Linked DNA regions of Mus musculus: regions 2 and 3 are each linked to region 1. Evidence: chromatin loops called from intact Hi-C (ENCODE). Cell type or tissue: gastrocnemius. All regions are shown on one strand.

Region 1 (2,500 bases):
GCTCCCCTCGCCCGCTGATGGAAGTTTTGGAAAAAGGAACTTGTGACCTCTTTTGCACTTGCGACCCCTTCTGCACCAGCGCTGTGCAACTAGCTTAGACTAACGATTCCTTAATCCCCACCACCACCACCACCACCACCCCCCCCCCCACACACACACACCCCGTTAAGACCCCAGGTGACGTAGACCCAAACCCACTACTGAATCTCAAAGCAAACTAGAGAATCGAAAGAAGCTGAAAAGAGGCGGAGAGACCTGCCTTTGACCCGAAAGGTAAAAAGCACAGAGATAGGAGACATCAATTCTCTCACTCATTCACTCAACAAACCGCGGCAACCCCGCTTAAGGAGCCGCTAGCGGTCCAGAATTGGGCTCTTTCCAAATTGTTATAATTGATGGTTGGACAGAAGTTCCCTGAAACCCGCTAGAGTCGCCGAGTCCCACAAGCAGCTTCCAGGCCGTCAACAGACTTTTTCTGTTCTGGGACACCAACTGAGGTGTCCTATGTCCCCTATCTCCCGCTGCTGGGCCGTTGTACGCACGGAGGGCCCAGGCATCAAACGCTCCTGGAAATTCTCTTGGTCCACGTTTGGCTTCTCGCTCTTTTTATTTTTGTAAAATTTATTCATTTGGAACGAGAAGAGGGTTTGCGGAAGTTTAGGCATATTCTTTGTTGTCCCGCCATTTTCAAGAGGGAGGACGGCACCTTACGGAGAGTATTGTCTTCATCCACAAGACAAAATGCTCCACAAAGGAAAAAAGATAGGCCCCACTGGGATTCGAACCCAGGATCTCCTGTTTACAAGACAGGCGCTTTAACCAACTAAGCCATGGAGCCAACTGCTGTACCAAGCCTGAAAACATACCTCTATTTAATTTCTAAGGGTCATTTTGTTCATTTATTTTTAAAGTAATTTAATTGTATGTTTAAGTGTTTTGGGGGTTTGAGGGTTTTTTATAACTGTATATTTAATTTAAATTTATTGTGTATTGCTCACGTGGAACGCTCTCGAAAAGACAAAGAATATCAATTGTCTGTGAAAGTGCTCAGCCTTCATTCGATTCCTATCGCACAGGGTCCCTGCTCCCACTGAACGAGTCGGGGAAAGGAGAGGGACACGGCACAGGACGGGTCTCTTGCCTGCAGAAACCCACTTTCTGACTTCTGAATCCTCGCACCAGAGTCTTTGGAACCAGGGGGACATTTACTATCATTTCCCCCTTTGATCGCGGTTGTTTGCATTTAACTAATTAACTTCTTTTCACCTTGTTTTGTTTGAGATACGATCTCAATTTTGTAGCACAGACTCGCCTTCAATTCAGGGCAATTCTTCTGTCCCGAGCGCTGGGGTTACAGGGGTGAGCCGTAACACCGTCTGTCTTCAAACGTTGGGAAAATTCGGCTGGTTACTTATTTAAATCCTGACGTATTTTTTCATTCTAAAAATCCCCTAATTACTCTTACAACCCAAGATTATGTGACCCCCTTCATCAAGTCAGCTAATGTATAGGAAGGCCATATTTTCAGAATTAGGATAACGATAAACGCACAGTAACTTTCAAGTGGTCACCAGAGGGACCCAAAGGGTTGCTTACAGCAGGACAGAATGAGGATAGTCCACAGTTTCCATCCAACACTGCGGCTTACGTTTCCATCCATCAATGCGGCTTACATTTCTTTATCCCAGCATGAGTCTAACTGGCTCAGCCGACTGTAGTGCGGTGGGAAGAGTAATCTCACCCAGGAAGAGGCAGCAAACGCTCTGGCAATGGTCTACTCCAACGAGCAGCCGGGGGTTCTATGTGCAAAACTCAGAAAAATGCATTGTTGGTATTTCTTTCCTGTGTTCTCTCCCTGTGTGTGTTGAAAACGCTAGGTGTTGTGATTTTTTTAAACTTGTACTATTGAACACTCGAGCATCCATTTTATAAAGGTAAACTGAATTCTGCAGATGATGGTGTTGTTTATCTATAATCCCAGCAGTCAGGAGGCTGAGGCCGGGAGTATGGGACCTCGCTCTGTAGCCCTGTGGAGGTTTCTTCAACGACTGCTGCAGAAACTCAAGTGGAAAAATACTTTGACAAAGCTATAAGAAAGAAAGAAAGAAAGAAAGAAAGAAAGAAAGAAAGAAAGAAAGAAAGAAAGAAAGAGAGAGAGAGAGAGAGAGAGAGAGAGAGAGAGAGAGAAAGGAAGGAAGGAAGGAAGGAAGAAAGGAAGAAAGAAAGGAAGAAAGAAAGAGAAAGAAAGGAAGAAAGAAAGGAAGAAAGAGAAAGAAAGAGAAAGAAAGGAAGAAAGGAAAGATAGAGAAAGAGAGAAAGAGAGAGAAAGAGAGAAAGAAAGACAATCAACCTAATATGACCAAGTCACTGATCTCCATGGTCCCAGGGAGTCCCACAGAATAAATAAGACGCTTTTGGAGGCAGTTGTTTCAATAAAAGTCTCTCATGAAGATTCTAAAACACTTCATTCTGCCCTAAATCACTTGCTGTTCGCTGTTTC
Region 2 (2,500 bases), 52 kb before region 1:
CTTTTGTAAGTTTAATGGGCTTCAAAGCAGTATGTAATATGTATCTCCCTTTACAACAGTGTATTGTTTTGCCTCCCCTTAATGTCCTGAGGCCTAATAAGGGTTCGTCTGGGATGGGACATTGCTACACAACACAATATAAGTTCTTATTTGTCATCTGTAATATACACTAACATAGCTCCATAAAATTGACCATCACAGAGACACAACAGAGAAGGAAGAAACTCTTTTTGGTCTGGGAATCATGGCAACAATGTGAAGTGACGAAGGAAGCAGAACAGGTCTGGAAAGTGTAAAATGTCAGGAAAGTAATAGGCTTTTGCCTGCCTGTGTGAGCAAAGGCGATACAGATTGATTGTAACCCTGTGTTCTGGCCATATAGCTGCTCCAAAGAACTGTGCACAAGAAGGGTTGGGCAGGAATGAGTGCTCATTGCAAAGGCAACATCGCCACGCAGAACTTAGGAACTTTCTCTTATTTCATTTCAAAGATTTTAAAGGCACAAAAAGGACAGATTTAGAAATAACATTTTCACACTCTTGTTGCAGAAAAGTATATATCTTTAAGGTGACCTAAAGTTAGAAGCCACTGTGCATCAAGGCTTATAGTAAGACTGGCAGGGGTGATTTGCAGTTACATCCCCGAATAACTAGAGTCTCTATCCAGTATCTTAGACCCCCATAGACACACTACCTCACAAGCAAATTCCTGGTACTGACCGCAATGATGTCAAAGACACAAGTATGTTTTACTGTTTTTCGTTATAACATTTTAAATATAAATTATTCTGTAGATGTCCCAACCACCATAGTCTACAAATAGGCTTCTCCTTCTGCTTTGACACCCTGTTCACGGTTGTTGCAGCCTACTCAAAGATATCTTCAGTGGAAGCTTTGCCTTCCTCAGAAAACAGGGGGCTCTCTCTCCAAACCTCAAATCTCACGCTCCAGCTGTGGTCTTTGCAGCCAGGCTTTTGGATGGATGTGCTCAGCTCCCACAGGTTGTGGGACTCGGCTACTCTCCAAAGAGCAGCGCGCGCATCTCTGTGCCCCTCCTACCCATACACCATTGGAACCGGGTTAAGCTCTCTAGCACTTTCCTCACAGTGAAGCAGAGATGATAAAACGTACCAAAACCTTTTATAACAGTTTTATTTCTTAAATTCCAGAACTTGGGAGGCTGAAGCCAGAGTATGTGAGCTTCGTACTGAGATCCAGGACAGGTTGGGCTACAGAGTGAAACCCTTTCTCAAAACAAAACCCCCAAATGCAAAGGATTTCATTTCTAGAAAATGTGTATAAACGAGAGTTTTCTACTGACCTCAAAGTTCAATGTCCTTACTTGTGTCTCTTATTAGTATTTCCTGACAACTTATTTGTGACCAGTGGATAGTGCCCTAGATGATATTGTGAGGTATTGTGTCATTCTGCGGACTACAGCGCTTTTAAGTAACTTACACAAGAAAACTACGCGAATTATTTCCCCGTGCGTCCTCCCATCCCATCTCATTTTTATTACTGTTTTGGAGCCTGAACCGGTAGAGGGCGCTCAGGTCCTGCGGTTAGGGAACAATCCTGGTTGCGGCTTCTGCGGTTTCCGCCTCCGCTGTCCTCTAAAAAGTTCACGCTCACGAACTGCCTTTGATGCACAGGAGCAAACAAGATGTCAATGTTTTAATGGACTTACGATTTTTAATGGGTTACATTGCAGCTGTCGGTGGTCTCCTGCAGCTCGGGGTGGCGTGGTGGACACGGCACACCGCTCTTTTGATTTCTGTTACAGGAAAGGTGGTGGTGGAGAAAACAATTTAACTTCAAAAGGATTATAGAAATGTGAAAAAAATTAGGATCAATAGTTTTACTCAAAGCTCAATACTCAGTGCCTTCTTAGCGCAGTAGGCAGCGCGTCAGTCTCATAATCTGAAGGTCCTGAGTTCGAACCTCAGAGAGGGCAGATGTTTTAGTGGCTGATAAATTGTTTCAAACCTATAATTTTATCAAAGGATAGTTGTCGTACACCATGAGTGTAATGAGGCCGTAGCCCTTTGAGATCTTTCTCCTTTTGCTTCAGTACCTCTTTACAAGGCGTTTTTTTAAATGCCTATCACAATGCATTACACAAAGCTAAAACTGTGCCTAATATCATAAATCTGTCAGTTACCTAGTGACCCTCTAGAAAATGACACAAATCTAGAGGTTTTAAACAGTTCAGATGTGGCATCTTGTTCTGAGGTCAAACTCTGCTGGGATAAGCCTCAAGTCTCTGGGCACTTGGGGTTTGATCCATGGTCAATTGACCAGGAATTGCAGACTCAGATGTCTACCAGAAGGTGGCGTAGTTTGAGAAAATAAATCACAGAACCCTTTACAGGGCTTCTATCTGTAGCTAACCAGAGAATTAACAGATTCAGAATATCGTTAAACTTCTTTCACTCTTGGATCGAGTTGCTAGGAGTTTTATAGCTCTTTCAAATTTAAGACATTTAAGAGTAAATCCCATT
Region 3 (2,500 bases), 75 kb after region 1:
CATTCCCCCACCCTCACCCCCCCCCCCACAACCGCCTATCAGGTAATTCCTTTGGATCATTCTTCTAGTAGACCCTTAGCATCCATAGACCGAGAAGCTAAGACCACTGCCAGACAGCACCTGAAACCCAGAGCAGATTTCCCTGCTTTGTTTTAAGCGGACTTCCTAGTGTCTCCACCAGGAAAAATTGGCAAATGCCTTCGTTTATTACTTTCTATGTCCTATAAGTAAAAATTCACTTTTTTGCATAACCTGAATCCATGTTCCTGAGCCCTGGTCACTCATATTTGGCTCAAAATAGATTATCTTGTATTATCTTTAAAGCAAGGGATGCATTTTTCATTTAGAAAGGAAAATCAGAATTACTTTGAATACTTCAGCTAACAAACTGAGCTTGTGAATTGCTAAGAAATAAATTCTGACAAAGTTTTTGTTGTTTGTTTAATCTAGGAGCTAAGTAACGTTGGGAAGTTGTAGCGTTTGGGAGAACATCTGAAGAAAAGATTTAAAAACAGGCATCACCCTCCACCTCCGCTCCACCACCTGAAAAATACTTCACTTCTCAAAAGTGGGAGGTTGGGGGTGGGGCTAGTTATCCCACAAACATTGGGGAAGCTCTTCTGAAGGTAATCGGGTCCTGTTCTAGAAATATGAGTACACAAGAAAAATAGAATAAATCCACACATAGGAACTAGAAAAGAAACCGTGTACTCAAGAAGGGATTCTGAAAGGAATTCAAGATCTTTCTTTTACATGATCTGCTTCTTTTTCTGAAGAAAAAAAAAATTAGCTTTTTGGAGGCAAAGAATGAGACCATACAGGATTCCAAAGTCAATAAGGTTGGGAGGGAAAGGTGGGGAGGAAAAAAGAAAGGAGGGAGAGAGGGAAGAAAAGACAGAATGAAGGAAGAAAATAGTAAGAATTTTTGTAGGGCAAATGGAACGAATTTCCAGAAATTTTCTATTTTTATTGAACGTTCTGTAACAGCGACAAAACAGGGTGTATTCATTCTACTGATTAACAGCATAACGCCTATATGAGGAAAAACGAAATCAATGTTCAACTTACGATCCAACAAATATTGAGTGAAAACATATCAGAGAATAGTATGAAACCAAACCAAACCAACAACAAAACCTATCGAGTTGTTGATGACAGGTGCGCTCGTAAGAGAGCCTTGCCTAAAACAGGGCAAGCTGTTAGCACGGATTCTGTTTGGCCTGGAAGGAGGAGTTTGGACTAAGGCGGTGAAATGATTATTTATCCCGTGGCCCGCAAGGAGGCGCTGTGGAGATCGCAGTGCTTCAGGGTTGCGGCACTCGTGGGCTAGGCGCGTGGCCAACCGCGGCGGTGTAGGTGATATTCGGTGACCAGACCTCCAGGATCAGTTTTTTCGCGGTCCGCAGTCGTCTCCCGCAGCGGGCAGACAGTACCGCAAAGCCACTCTCCCGTCCTCAAAACCATAGCCGCGCTTCCGCTTCTACTGTTAGTGTCGGGTGCTCCTATTAGAACGTTTTCAAAATCAATTTTTAAGAATATGTGGTTCGATATTTCTTAACTATGTGATCAAGTCGATATGTATTTTTCGATACTGAGGTGAGAAAGAAAAAAAAAAAAAGAAAAAGAGTACTGTGTCAGAAGTGGGATTCGAACCCACGCCTCCATACGGAGACCAGAATCCCCAGACAGGGAAGCTAAGCTTGAGTCTGGCGCCTTAGACCACTCGGCCATCCTGACACACGAGAAAGTGCCGCACATATATTCCTGATATAGAGATTGCCCCAGCACCCTAGCTGCAGCAGCATTCTCAAGATTTGTTGGAAACGCTGACAAAAGTTTCCTGTGGAGTAAAATGGAAGAATATTTGACCGAGGAAAAGAAGGGAGGAAATGTCCATGTATAAAACTGGATGTAAATGTTTTGAAGACAGAGCGTCTGTGCTCTCCATCTGTCTGGTTCGCCAAGATTATGAAGAAAGATGGAAAACAGGGTCAGCAGCCCTATTCTTTGCCGCTTCGTGTCTTTGGCCCTCAGAATTCACTCTAGAGGTCAGGGACGCTGTACGAAAGCGACATTTGACGGCCAAATGCCACTCAGGGCAGAGCAGTGAATGTTCAGTATTTAAACTCTGGTGTATCTGGGGCTAAGTTTAGAGAGTAGGCATACCTATTTGCAAATTTTAATCAACTTTGTACTGATAGAATTTTATATTTTTTTTATTAGCACAAGGACCTCCCCCCCCCCCCCCCCCGCAAAGATTGTCGTTGTCTTTGTGCGAAAAGAATAGTTTTGGGTTAGTATGCCTTTTCTTAGCTTTCCGAACTCTTTTTTTCATAATCTATTTTAAATGATTAGGAAAAATTCGAGAGTATAAGTGAATAACGAGCCTCTCTCTTCAACATACAAGATCTGTTGTATTTTCTTTCATAAGCTGCTGCCCTTGGGAAGAACGTTATACAGGAAGTGACACTCAACAAGGCATCATTATAATTAATGATTA

What was found. Peaks named below come from ENCODE experiments on the same cell type or tissue, not always from the same donor. Only the 100,000 strongest peaks of a DNase experiment are listed, where the experiment ranks them.
Region 2: a loop joins it to region 1, with 3 times the contacts of the local background. A loop is called at or near these places in 18 of 42 quality-filtered maps.
Region 3: a loop joins it to region 1, with 2.8 times the contacts of the local background. A loop is called at or near these places in 12 of 42 quality-filtered maps.

The regions. Positions count from the first base shown.
Region 1 is chr13:21,274,294-21,276,793 of GRCm38, reverse strand. n-TTtgt4 (a tRNA gene) reads right to left here and starts at 838; the gene lies at 765-838. In gastrocnemius, a CTCF peak has its summit at 1,559 (motif pointing right); DNase peaks (open chromatin) are centred at 506, 773, 1,118, 1,646 and 1 more place; H3K4me3 peaks cover 2,066 bases.
Region 2 is chr13:21,326,170-21,328,669 of GRCm38, reverse strand. n-TMcat13 (a tRNA gene) reads left to right here and starts at 1,881; the gene lies at 1,881-1,953. In gastrocnemius, CTCF peaks have their summits at 1,551 (motif pointing right) and 2,332 (motif pointing right); DNase peaks (open chromatin) are centred at 991, 1,556, 1,872 and 2,306; H3K4me3 peaks cover 1,524 bases; H3K27ac peaks cover 198 bases.
Region 3 is chr13:21,199,441-21,201,940 of GRCm38, reverse strand. It overlaps n-TLcaa1 (a tRNA gene), which reads right to left and starts at 1,737; the gene lies at 1,633-1,737. In gastrocnemius, a CTCF peak has its summit at 1,276; DNase peaks (open chromatin) are centred at 1,296, 1,732 and 2,010; H3K4me3 peaks cover 1,777 bases; H3K27ac peaks cover 1,485 bases.